Regions from separate parts of the Homo sapiens genome. Here region 1 is linked to region 2. A link is an interaction called in ENCODE POLR2A ChIA-PET data of the cell type or tissue named here. Cell type or tissue: HepG2. All regions are shown on one strand. Links, peaks and the distances in the headings refer to the core of each region. The heading gives the core; the rest is flanking DNA.

What was found. ChIA-PET counts read pairs that join two places held together with the same protein. Peaks named below come from ENCODE experiments on the same cell type or tissue, not always from the same donor. Only the 100,000 strongest peaks of a DNase experiment are listed, where the experiment ranks them.
Region 1: POLR2A ChIA-PET joins it to region 2 with 6 read pairs; 3 of 35 experiments call an interaction of 5 or more read pairs at or near these places.

What each region holds. Positions count from the first base shown.
Region 1 is chr10:4,882,533-4,888,809 of GRCh38, reverse strand. It overlaps the pseudogene AKR1C6P. Among named protein-coding and RNA genes, the nearest start is that of AKR1E2, 59 kb to the right of the region's middle. In HepG2, for the core only: no CTCF peak of the experiment used is centred there; no DNase peak of the experiment used is centred there.
Region 2 is chr10:4,945,121-4,951,397 of GRCh38, reverse strand. No RefSeq gene overlaps it. Among named protein-coding and RNA genes, the nearest start is that of AKR1C1, 15 kb to the left of the region's middle. RefSeq lists an enhancer at 3,327-3,621. In HepG2, for the core only: no CTCF peak of the experiment used is centred there; DNase peaks (open chromatin) are centred at 3,477 and 4,137; H3K4me3 peaks cover 358 bases.

The DNA.
Region 1 (6,277 bases), core at 724-5,723, 63 kb after region 2:
ACTGCCTTTAGCTGTGCAGTAGCCTTCTCAGTCTCATCTTTTAACTCTCTTTTCGTACTAAATGTGTGACCCTTTGTACAAAACATCGTACGAAACATTGGTTTCCTTAGTTTTAGTCATTTTGATGATTTCTTCCCCTAGATTACTGCTGCTTAGAATGAGGTAACAGAAGCACCCCAAAAAGATTTCCCCTATGGCCATTCTTTGGGAAACCTAACCATTTAATACAGTCAAGCCAGAGCCTACTGAATCACCATCACTTCGGGCTCTTGTCTGGCAGGCAATTTCCCAGTCCACTCTCCAGATGTTGTGATTTATTACGTTTGGAGTAGAACCCAGGAATACGTTTTGCACAAGCAAATCAGATTATTCTTTTACATTCTAAAGTTTGAGAATCTCTGCTGAAACTCGTATTTTTTTCCTACATTTATCATCTTCATTCCATATGAAAATCTGCTATGATGATTAAGAACTTATGCATTCACTGGAAGTAACTTGTCACTTCTCTAAGAGGGTTTGGCTGCTGATGTTTATTTGCCATTTCACTAAGCTCTCTCGAAGACTTTTGAAGAAATAATCTCACACAACTTCTCTTTCAACCATTGCAGGTGTGGGGCACCTTTTCCCGCCCAGAATTGGTCCAAAGAGGCCTTGAAATGTCACTGAAGAAACTTCAGCTGAGCTACATGGATCTTTACCTTTTTCATTTCCCAGTACCTTTGCAGGTTAGCTCAAGTTGTTTTACTTTAGTGATCAACATAAATATTAGTAACTGAACGCAAGAGAGGAATCAGTTTGTGAGGATGAGAAGATAAATAATACTTTAAGATTCTCTCTTGTGCTTTTTATTTTTATTTTTCTGAAACTATTCCAAAGTCAGTTCACAACTCTAGCCCCAGAGTGACAGGAGTTCACTGGTATCCACAGCTTTGCCTCAGTGTTGTGGATGTACTGCCGACATTTTCAAGTTCTTATACCCTGGAGTCTCAAACCCATGTCGCTGACAGTGGAGTTCAGTTGACGAACAGGAAGTTCGGTGAGGACGACACTCAGCTTTGAATGCTGATAAGTCACTGGCAAGGGAGAGAGCTCTTTGCAAGGATCCAGGACCAGGGGACCTGCTGGGCATCATACCACCCTAGAGTCTGCCTAGGATGGGATCCTAGGTGCCTCAGCTTAGCCTTGACACAGACAAGATTTATTGAATCTGTAACGCTCGAAAGCATTTCTAGGACGCATATTTCCTGCATGTACTTCCTTTGCCGTTAGCCTAATTTTACAATTCTGTTCAAGAATAAGGACAGATGGTTCTATCAGTCTCAAGGTTTATGGGCCCCAAGCTTGGCTGAGGCCAGACAGAGCTTTGTGCAAACTCTCTTTCTTTCCATGTTCCAGCCTGGGAGGAGCTTTTGCTGACGGATGCACAGGGAAAGATCATGTTTGACACAGTGGGTCTCTGCAGCACATGGGAGGTGAGTGCAGCTCCAGTGAGCACAACATCTCTGCACCTTGTGGGGGAGAGGAAAAATGTACAAGGAATTCAGGAAACTGGACCTGGTCTAATTCTGCCCAGTGTTCAGACTGGGGAGAGTCCCGAATGTCTCTCTGCCTCTGTTTTCACATTTCATTCACTTAATCATCCAGCAAGTATGCATTGAGTGCCTACAGCGTATCAAGTTCTACTCTTCTTACCCAGGCAACATCAGTGAAGAGAACCAGGGTGCTGGCCCAGGCATGGATAGGTGCTGTGGTGGGTGGAGGTGAGAAATAAAGCTGAGCGCTGGAGTTGGTTTGGGGCACAGACTGGCAATGAAAAACAGAGTGGCAGGGTAGGCCTTTTTGAAAGCAGAGGCGGGTGAATCACGATATCAGGAGATCGAGACCATCCTGGCCAACATGGTGAAACCCCATCTCTACTAAAAATACAAAAATTAGCTGGGTGTGGTGGCGCACGCCTGTAATCGGGAAGCTGAGGCACGAGAATTGCTTGAACCCAGGAGGCGAAGGTTGCAGTGAGCAGAGATCGTGCCGCTGCACTCCAGCCTGGTGACAGAGTGAGACTTCATCTCAAAAAAAAAAAGAGTGACATTTGAGCAAAGACTTGTAGTAGACGCAGGAACTGATTGTGTGGGTATCTGGGGAGAGTGATGCACGCAGAAAGACAAGGCAAAGTTTTTCTTTTGTTTTTATTGTTTTAGATGGAGTCTCACTCTGTCACCCGGGCTGGAGTACAATGGTGTGATCTTGGCTCACTACAAGGTCTGCCTCCTGGGTTCATGCAATTCTCCTGCCCTCAGGCTCCTGAGTAGCTGGGGTTATAGGCACGTGTCACCACGCCCAGCTAATTTTTGTATTTTTGGTAGAGATAGGGTTTCACCATGTTGGCCAGGCTGGTCTAGAACCCCTGACCTCAGGTGATCCACCCGCCTCAGCCTCCCAAAGTGCTAGGATTACAGGTGTAAGCCACCATGCCAGGTCACAGCAACGTTTTTAAGAGGGGAGAGACACTAGCATGTCCAAGAACAGCAAGAGGACATGTGAGACTGGACACTGTGAGTGAGTGGACAGTGCAGGGAATTAGGTCAGAAAGTAGAAGCTGGTGGTTTTGTAGGTGGAAGGCCTGCCTCTCAGGCCACACCTGCTACACTTCCTTGTTGGTACTTGTTTTGCCATTGCTCCATCAAACTTTTCTAGGTATTCACTAAAGACCATGCTGGTTTCTTTAACTCTGTCCTGGCCACTCACATTCTTTTTTTCTTTTTTTTTTTTTTTTTGAGACAGAGTCTAGCTCTGTCGCCCAGGCTGGAGTGCAGTGCGACAATCTTGGGTCACTGCAACCTCCACCTTCCGGGTTCAAGAGATTCTCCTGCCTCAGCCTCCTGAGTAGCTGGGATTACAGGTGCCCGCCACCACACCCAGCTAATTTTTGTATTTTTAGTAAGGAGGGGGTGTCACTGCGTTGGCAAGGCTGGTCTCGAACTCCTGACCTCGTGATCCACCTGCCTCTGCCTCTCAAAGTGCTGGGATTATAGGCATGAGCCACCGTGCCCGGCCTCACATTCTTTTTTTATTTCATTTTTGTGCCCATTTATTTTACCTGTTTACTTTTCGTTTTTCTCTTACTCAGTCCATTCATGCCTTATTGATTGACATCTGCACTTTGCAAGGCTGTGTCTCTCCCACTGTCTTATACACTCTCCCACCCTTCGCCTACTCCTAGCGTGTGTACGTTTATTATTTGCCTCTAGCCTGCTATACAGATTACTCCTCACAACACCTTCCTCTCCAGGCCCTGGAGAAGTGTAAGGATGCAGGATTGGCCAAGTCCATCAGGGTGTCCAACTTCAACCGCAGGCAACTGGAAATGATCCTCAACAAGCCAGGGCTCAAGCACAAGCCTGTCTGCAACCAGATGAGCCCCAAACATCTGCCGCACCAACTGCTTCCTCTGCTCTTTGGCTTCCTCTATTCTCGATTTGACAAGGCTACTTATGACATGCTTCTCACATGTATTTTACCTTTGAACATCAGATGCTTCAAGGGAAGAGAACACATTCTGAGTTGTTGAAAACAGTGCATGAGGCCATGTCACTTTATCAAAAAAATCTAAGGTTTTTTTTTAAATACTAAGAGTATAATCTATTAGGTGTTATAGTAGTTTGTTCTAGAAGTTAGAGCTAGTGAATGACTGACAGCCACTTTTTCTTTTTTGACAGAGTTTTACTCCTGTTGCCAAGGCTGGAGTACAGTGGCACGATCTCGGCTCACTGCAACCTCCGCCTCCCAGGTTCAAGCATGTACCTCTGCCTCCCACATGGCTGGGAATACAGGTACCCGCCACCACGCCCAGCTAATTTTTTGTATTTTTAGTAGAGACAGGGTTTCAACATGTTGGCCAGGCTGGTCTCGATCACCTGACCTCAGGTGATCCACCCGCTTCGGCCTACCAAAGTGCTGAGATTACAGACATGAGCCACTGCGCCCGGCAGACAACCACTTCTTATAACAGAAAAGTTCAGCAAATTTGGAAAACAATTTCAAATCAATTTGTATGTAAAAGAAAATGAATGATTCATTTTTATGTCTGACAACTCCTTTAAGGGCTGTGCCATGAAATAACCATTGAGCCTCTCCAAAATACAAAATCTCTCCCAAACTTATAAAAGGGACTGTTTGGATTCAGACTAGTCTTTTAAAAACAGTCACTTTTCATAAGTTTGGGAGAAATTTGGATTACGTGAGGTTGCCTAACAATGTGAATGCACTGAATGTCACTAAACTAGGCACTTAAAAATCATTGAAATGATAAAGTTTAAGCATGAGATCATCAAAATCAGTTGTGTTGACCTCCTGATTGTGGTGGCTGTGATTATGCTATTAGGAGACTCTCCTTGTTTGTAGGAAATATACATTAAAATATTGAGAGATGATGGGACAACCTGTTAGCAACTTACTCTGTAATAATTCTGTCATTTAAACAAAAGTTATTCGAACTACTTGTAACAATTCTGTAAGTCTGAGAGTATTTTCAAAGAAAAAACTAAAAATCAATATCAAACTGAACCCCTTGATTTAAAAAAAAGGTAAAATTTATGTTATGGATGTTTAACCACAATAAAAAATATAAAGATGTTTTTAAAGTCTACTCAATAAGATAAAGCCACTTGAATGGGCAACATATAAACTGCAGTATCCTGGAGGATTGTGAAGGAAGTCACATGACTGTAGGAAGAACTGCCAATCTGTCCGTGCTGGGGAAGACTCACACTTCACCCAGGTGGTCATATCTCTGTGTAAACATCTTACATGCTGACTGAGTAAGGATGATTATCAATTTACAATTGAGTATTAGTAAATCTTCATTTATTTCATCTTTTTGGATAAAAAATACAAATAGGAGTTCTAAAAAGTTTTCTTTTGTGACCCTTAGGAGATTTACCTCCACTTTGGACATAATCAATTTAGAGAAATAAAAAAAAAGGTTTTGAGTTCAATAGTTGATGGAGACCCAAAGGGGAACTTGGACATTACCTTGAACTCTAAAGGGTGAAAGGAATTTGGCCAAGTGAAGGCTGATTGGCTGGGAGGGACTTTACATGGCCTAGGAAGCTTGAGTAGAAGTACAACTGGTTAATTATGTGCAGCAAACTGATCATAGTGAGAAATTAGCTCAGGTGAGGGGTTACAGGGTCCAGGTAGGTTTTAAGCCCTGAGTCTAATGAACTACCCTTCCTTCCCATTTAGTGTCCATGACTAAGCAAACACACATGCAACAGTTCCATAGAAAATTGGTGTGTGCCTGATGACTAACCCAGCCCCTGTAACCCAGTGCAGGACCTTGCCTGCAGGCTGCGTGGGAGAACATGCTTCAAGTGAACCTTAATGAGGTCTCTTGCTTTTCTTTGGATCTCTGTCGATTCCTCTTATCAAATCACTGGAGTCAGGGAACAAAGAGTAAGAAAAATATGCAGCGAAAAGTTCATTTACTAAACTTTTGGTTTCTGGGCTGGTGGATCACAAGCTGGAAAGTCATTACTCACGTCCTCAAATAATGTAAGCAATTCAACAGATGGAAAACTAACAATTAGACTCAACAGATAATTGAGGTCACAGGGCAAAATGCTGCCTCCAAAACTTGGAGGGATAGGCTGATAGAGACATGATCAGTGCCTTGCAGAAGCCAGGAAGCAAAAACCACAGCTGGGGCCAGTGCTGAGTAGGAAAACCTACACTGTTATTAATGAATTGCTGGGAGCTCAATGTGAACAAGTCTGAGAGAGAAAAGCTCCAGGGACATCCATTCTTATGGAGGCCTCCACGCTTTTGTGAATTTTACCTCTAGAGCCTACCAAGTTTTCTCAGTGAATACCAGAGAAAATTTCCCTCATGCTTCCGGCTGGAGGAGCCCAAAGCAGCCATGTTTTCCTAAAAGGGCCTGACCTCAGCAGAAGATATTTTACTAGAGCCTATGCCTGAGGTTTTACTTGAATCTAACCTGAGGGAAAAGAAATACTCAATTCCAGCTGAAAGAATCAATAAAATCTCCTGGAACTCATAAGTGATTATAGAAAGGTTGCAGTATATGAGGTTAATATACAAAAATCAATTGCTTTTCTATATGTCAGCAATGAAAAAGTGGCGTTTACAATTAAAAACACAATGCCATTTATATTAGCACCATACAAAGAAACATTTTGGTATAAATCTAACAAAGTGGGCTGGGTGCGATGGCTCATGCCTGTAATCCCAGCACTTAGGGAGACTGAGGCAGGCAGAT
Region 2 (6,277 bases), core at 628-5,627:
CACTATAGCCTAGACAGTATTCCTCCTTCTGTTGGTGACCAGGCTGCTTCTGTCCACAAAGAGCATCCAGTCTCTACCCTGGAGGGCTGTGTCCTTCAGATCTGGTTGACTGGAAGACTCTTGATCTATAACCGCTAGGGAGTTGTGTACTAGTTCCTTTGGTTGTCCAGTAGGTGTCAACTAAGTGGCAGAGTTTAAGGCTCCAGTGGCTGGCCTGTAGTTTACTTCAGGATCATTAAGGAGGATAGCCTGATACTTGCCTAATCTGCCCACCATTAGCCAGTAGCCATCCTTCTGCTCTAATAACTCCAGGACTTCATGGGGCACATAAATCGTGATGGGCTGACCTAAAGTCATCCTCTTAGCTTCCTTGAGCAACAGGCAGGTGGCAGCTACTGCGCTGAGACAACGGGGCCAGCCCTTTGTCACTGAATCAAGCTGTTTTGAAAAATAAGCCACTGGTTGCAAATTTTTGCATTAGGACCCCAAGTGCTAGACCCAGTCTGTCATGCACATAAAGTTGGAAGGGTTTATGATAATTTGGCAGTCCCAAAGCTGGGGCAGATGTTAACTTATGCTTTAGTTGTTCAAATGCAGTCTGATGTTTTACTTCCCATACAAAGTGGTCGTGGTTGGCCCCTTTTAACAGTTCATATAGTGGCTTTACTGCCAGTGCCTAATTGGGAATCCAAATTCTACAGAACCCTGCATTCCCAGGAAGGCCCTCCACTACTTTCTGGTTCTGGGCATTGCGGCAGAGGCAATTGCATTTGGCCTCTCCTCTGCCAGGGCTCTGGTTCCTCTCTGTAATAGAAATCTTAAGTATTCTACAGTTTGTTTGCATATCTGTGCCTTTTTGCTCAAGACTTTGTACCCACAGGCTGCCAAATAGTTTAGAGTCTGTACAGTGTTATCTTGACACTCTTGCCTTGAGGGGCTTAAGATTAGCAGATCATCCACATATTGTAGTAGTGTCCCATTTTCCAACTGTAAGTCTCTTATGTTCCGAGCCACTGCTTCCCCAAATACAGTTGGGGAATTTTTAAACCCTTGAGGAAGCACTGTCCAACAGTATTGAAATCGTGCAAGCTGTTTCAGGGTCTGTCCACTCAAAAGTGAATAATAATTGACTTTCTGGGTCCACTGGTATAGAAAAGAAAGTATCCTGTAAATCTAACACTGTAGACCATTCATGGTCTCTGGGCAAGGAAGTAAACATAGTGTATGGATTGGTCGCAGTGGGGTGGATGTCTTCCACGATATCATTGGTCACCCTTAGATCTTTCATAAACCTGTACTTGTGTGAGTGAGGCTTCTTTACTGGCAGGATGGGTGTATTATACAAGGTCTGACAAAGTCTTATTAAGCCATGTCAAAAGAATCGAACCAGTACTGGCTGTATGCCTTCTAGAGTCTCTTTCTTTAGGGGTACTGTTTATTTTAATCAGGTCAGATACCTTCCTTTAGCCTGACTTTTATGGGATTCACATTAATTGTCCTCCCCAGTTGGTCGGAAGCCCATACTTCCGGCTTTACCTTATTGAGGACTTCCGGTGGAATCATCTCTACTTCAAGCTGTGGAGTTTTTGATTTCATCAGGAGGGCCTGTAGCTGCAATCTGGATTCTGGGGGTACCTGGAGGCACATTGGACGTTTCTCTGGTTCAAAGACAATTAATGCCTCTAACTTACACAAGAGATCTCTACCAAGCACAGAGGTTGGGCAGTCCCACACATAAAATAATTGATTAGCTATTATCAATACCTCATTGCCCACCTTGCAGGATAAGGGTCACAACCCCCCCCCCCCAACCAGTTTTAGCTCTCCATTCACCCCAACCATATTGACATAGGTGTCAGAAAGTCCACACTTTGGGATGTCAGTATCACCCGTATCAATTAAGAAGTCCAATTTTTGTTTCCCTACTGTCAGTTTTACCCGAATGTCCTGTGGTGAAATCCTAATGCTGGACAGGGTTGGAGCTTTTGGGAACTTTGGGCACCCTCGGTCCTCCTTGGATTTTTTCCAAACTTAACAGCCATAAGTGACTTGGGCTCCCCCTGACTCAGCTTGGGGCAGTCTTTCTTCCAAAGCACTGTCACCCTACAGTAAGCCCATTGATCTTTTTCTACTTTCCCTTTCCACCTTGGGGGTTCCTTTCTCTTCAGGTTTCCTCCCATGGCAGCTATGAGTATCTCTGCCTTCAGTAGTGCCTTGGTTTCCTTGGCTTCTCTGCTATTATAAGGCCTTGAACACAATGTCAATTAATTGAGAAGTGTTCATTCCAATAGCTCCCCTCCAGCTTTTGTAACTTCTTTGTGATGTCTGGGGCATTTTGCTCTATAAAAGTCATGTTTATCATTCTGACATTTTCAGGATCCTGCAGGTCTAAGTCTGTATGCTTTCTATATGTTTGACAGATACATCCATGAACTCTGAGGGAATCCTTGTTAGGCTTCTGCTGAAGCTCCTGCACTTTTTTCAGACTTTTAGGTCTCGGCACCCCTGACCTATCACCCTTTAGAATACTCCAGATGATTTGTCCAGGCCCCATCCTCCTCACTTGGGACCCAGTTTGGGTCAGCATGTAGAATCTTATCAGGGTCTGGGGTATCATCTGGGCTTTTTTCATGAAGACACCATGCTTCCTCCTTTCCATTGCCTAATGCTTGCTTTCTCTTGTCTGCAGTAAGCATAATATTTAGGAGGGCTTGCAAATTAGCCTAAGTAGGGTGATGGCTGGCAAAAATAGTGGTAAACAATTCAGTCATCTTCTGAGGATCTTCCCTGTAGAAAGGATTGGAAGTTTTCCAATTCAGTACATCAGATGTAGGAAAAGGCCTGTATGCCCAATAATATCGAGCTGAAGTCCCTTGCTGATTAATTCCCATGGGATATTGTCAGAGGGGAAATTGCCCTGCCCCAGCTTGGTAGATCTCCAGCCAAAATCAGTGCCTTGCCTAGTTCAGGAGGGAGAGACTATGTTTGCAGCCTCTTTATACTCCAGGGATGGTGGTTCCTCCACCTCTTGACTAAGTAATGTGGCACCAGTTTCAAGTGGGTTAAGCACATTTAACAACTGCTGACTCTCTAGCTCCTTTTCTTTCTCTCCCTGGGAGTCAGGACAAACTTTTTCCAAGTGGTGCACCATTAGTTTATTTCCTTTAACCTCTTGGTTATGTATCAACATAGATGTCTGAAAATAGGGTACTTTCTCTCATTTCCCTTAACACTGACAAAAAGTTTCAACGGAAAGATCATAAAATAGTTTAAAGATCTGAAAACAGGCCACTATTCTTTGAATCCTCATGTCAGGGCAGGAGCCCAACTTCCATTAGCTCTTGTTTGCAAACCCAGAGGGAATAATCACATTGGCCAACCAGCCCCTTTCTGTTTTTTGAAATTTTCCACTTTGCTGATTCCACTCAGTCCCTGCTCAGCCTTTCCCTCTCACCCGTTCTCCCTTAAAATGGTGAGTCACCTTGTATGAATCAAAGTTCAGTTCAGTCCATACTGGACCTCTTCCCTATTACAACACTGGATTACTAATAAAATCCATCGTCACCATTTTAACCAGTGTTCAACCTTGTTTATGTTCGACTTTAGCAATAGCAGAAATTTTTTCTAGCTTTCATAGTTAGTATCTACAGTCAGGTGAGAATGAAGGCTGACTAATATGACACTTACCTCTGGCTTCTAGTACTGAGCAGCAAGCTAAGTATTAGAGGTTTAAAAATATGATTAATTTCATAGCAAATTCTGGCATAAGTCAAAATAAGCACTTATATTTGATCATTAAAATATCAGGTCAATATCCACTTCATAAAGGAGATCATGTAACTGTAATTATGTTTCTTAAAGACTTCTGTTTAGAAATCATGTTTGCTTGATGTTCAAGTTTCTAGACTTCTCTAAGGGTCAATTGTTAAAACTGAGTTTTTTCTATTGCCAACAAGGATAGAGACTTTTCTTCTCTGCCCATTTCTTAGATTATTTCCTTGAGAAAAAATTGTATTTGTAAATCCTACCTCAGTCCCTTTGATATTCATGTAAATATTTTTAAAAGCCAACTAAGCCTCTTACCAGAATTGCAACATGTGAGTGTTTTGTTAAGGGTAAGAGAGCCAGCTCTTTGGAAATGTAAACATTAAAAAAGGAAAATTCCTATCTCCCTGGGTCCCTTGCTCCAAGCTACAACTGCCTGCTTGTCATGGAGAAATGTCATTTTTCCTAGTGATACAGGTGATTGACTAGCACAGATGGCTAACCCAATTACCAGGTGAATTTGGGATGAAGCCATGAAAGAATGTTATCAAAAAACAGTGTTGTTAGGCCTTCTTATGTGAGGACCAGTTATCATTTATCATGAGAAGATGTGTGTAAAGGCTGTACTCCTTGGCTTTTTAAAGAGGTCAGATTCATTTCTGCCTTTTAATCTCATTAGACCTTACCTGTGGTGCACATTGCAGTGTGGTTTAATGCCTTTTGAATAAGAAAATTATTTTCTTTCTTTTCTACATTTTTATGGAGGAGTTTTTTAGATTGGCAGGAGATTTCATTTTTAACATTATTCTCCAGTATAAAGGAAAACATACTTGACAGTTATGTACCAAATTAGGTAAAAGAAGATTGATATTGGATGTCCCCAGGGGCTCATAATTTCTACCTGTAGTAACATAACTTTCCCCTGTTTTCTGTAGACACAGAACTTCCCTCCCTTACACAGACTCCTCATTGGTACAGCCCAATTACATCCACTGTCCTAAGCATATGGACCCCCTATCTATCTCAATTCCACCCCCAGTGATTCACTGAGGGAGCAGTTCCAGCCTTGGGTCCCCAGATGATGTAAGGCATTGAAAACCCCACCTTCCCATAGAGGGCCAAGAGCAGAGCATGGGCATATTTGATTAGTACTGAGGAAATATGAGAGTAGGGAAACTTTGCTGTGACTGTATTCTTGTGCATTAGTGCATTCTCACACTGCTATAAAGAACTACCTGAGACTGGGTAATTTACAAAGAAAAGAGGCTTAATTGACTTACAGTTCCACAGGCTGTACAGAAAGCATGGCTGTGGAGGCCTCAGGAAACTTACAATCATGGAGGAAGGCAAAGGGGAAGCAAGCACATATTCACATTGCTGGCAGGGGAGAGAGAGAGAGAGAGAGGGAGGGAGAGAAATAGAGAAGAGGGAGGTGCTACACACTTTCAAACAACTAGATCTCATGAGAACCATATGATGAGAACAGCAAGAGAGAAGTCAGCCTCCATGATTCAGTCACCTCCCACCAGGCCCCTCTTCCAACAGTGGGAACTACAATTTCACATGTGATTTGGGTAGGGACACAGAGCCAAACCATATCACTCCGCCCCAGCCCCTTCCAAATCTCACATTCTTCTCACATTTCAAAAGACAATTATGCCTTCCTAACAGTCCCTGAAAGTCTTAACTTATTACAACATTAGATCAAAAGTCCAATTCTAAAGTCTCATCTGAGACAAGGCAAGTCCCTTTCAACTATAAGCCATAAAATCAAAACTAAGTCAGTTACTTCCTAGACACAATACGGGTATGGGTACTGAATAAATGCTTCTGTTCCAAAAGGGAGAAACTGGCCCAAACAAAGGGGCTACAGGCCCCATAGAAGTCCAAAACCCGGAAAGGCAGTCAATAAATTTCAAAGCTCCAAAATAATCTCTTTTGACTCCATGTCTCATATCAAGGCCACACTAATGCAAGAGGTGGGCTCCCAGGGTCCTGGGCAGCTCTACCCCTGTGGCTATACAGGGTAAAGGCCCCATGGCTGCTTTCACTGGCTGGCACTGAGTGTCTGCCGCTTTTCCAGGCACACAGTACAAGCCTTCAGTGGATATACCATTCTGGGTTCTGGAGGATGGTGGCCCTCTTCTCATAGCTCCACTAGGCAGTGCCCCAGTGGGAACTCTGTGTGGGAACTCAAACCCCATATTTCCCTTCCACATTGCCCTAGCAGAGGTGCTTCATAAGGGTTCCATCTTCACAGCAGCCTTCTTCCTGGATATTCATGCATTTTTAAACGTTCTCTGAAATCTAGGCAGAGGCTCCCAAACCTCAACTTTTGGACTCTGAGAACCTGCAGGCTTAACACTACATGGAAGTCACAACACACTGGGGCTAGCATCCTCTAAAACAATAGCTCAAGATGTGTCTGAGGCCCTTTTAGCCATGGCTGGGGCTGAAGTGGCTGGTATGCAGGGTGCCGTGTCCCAAGGCTTCACAGAGCAGTAGGGCCCTG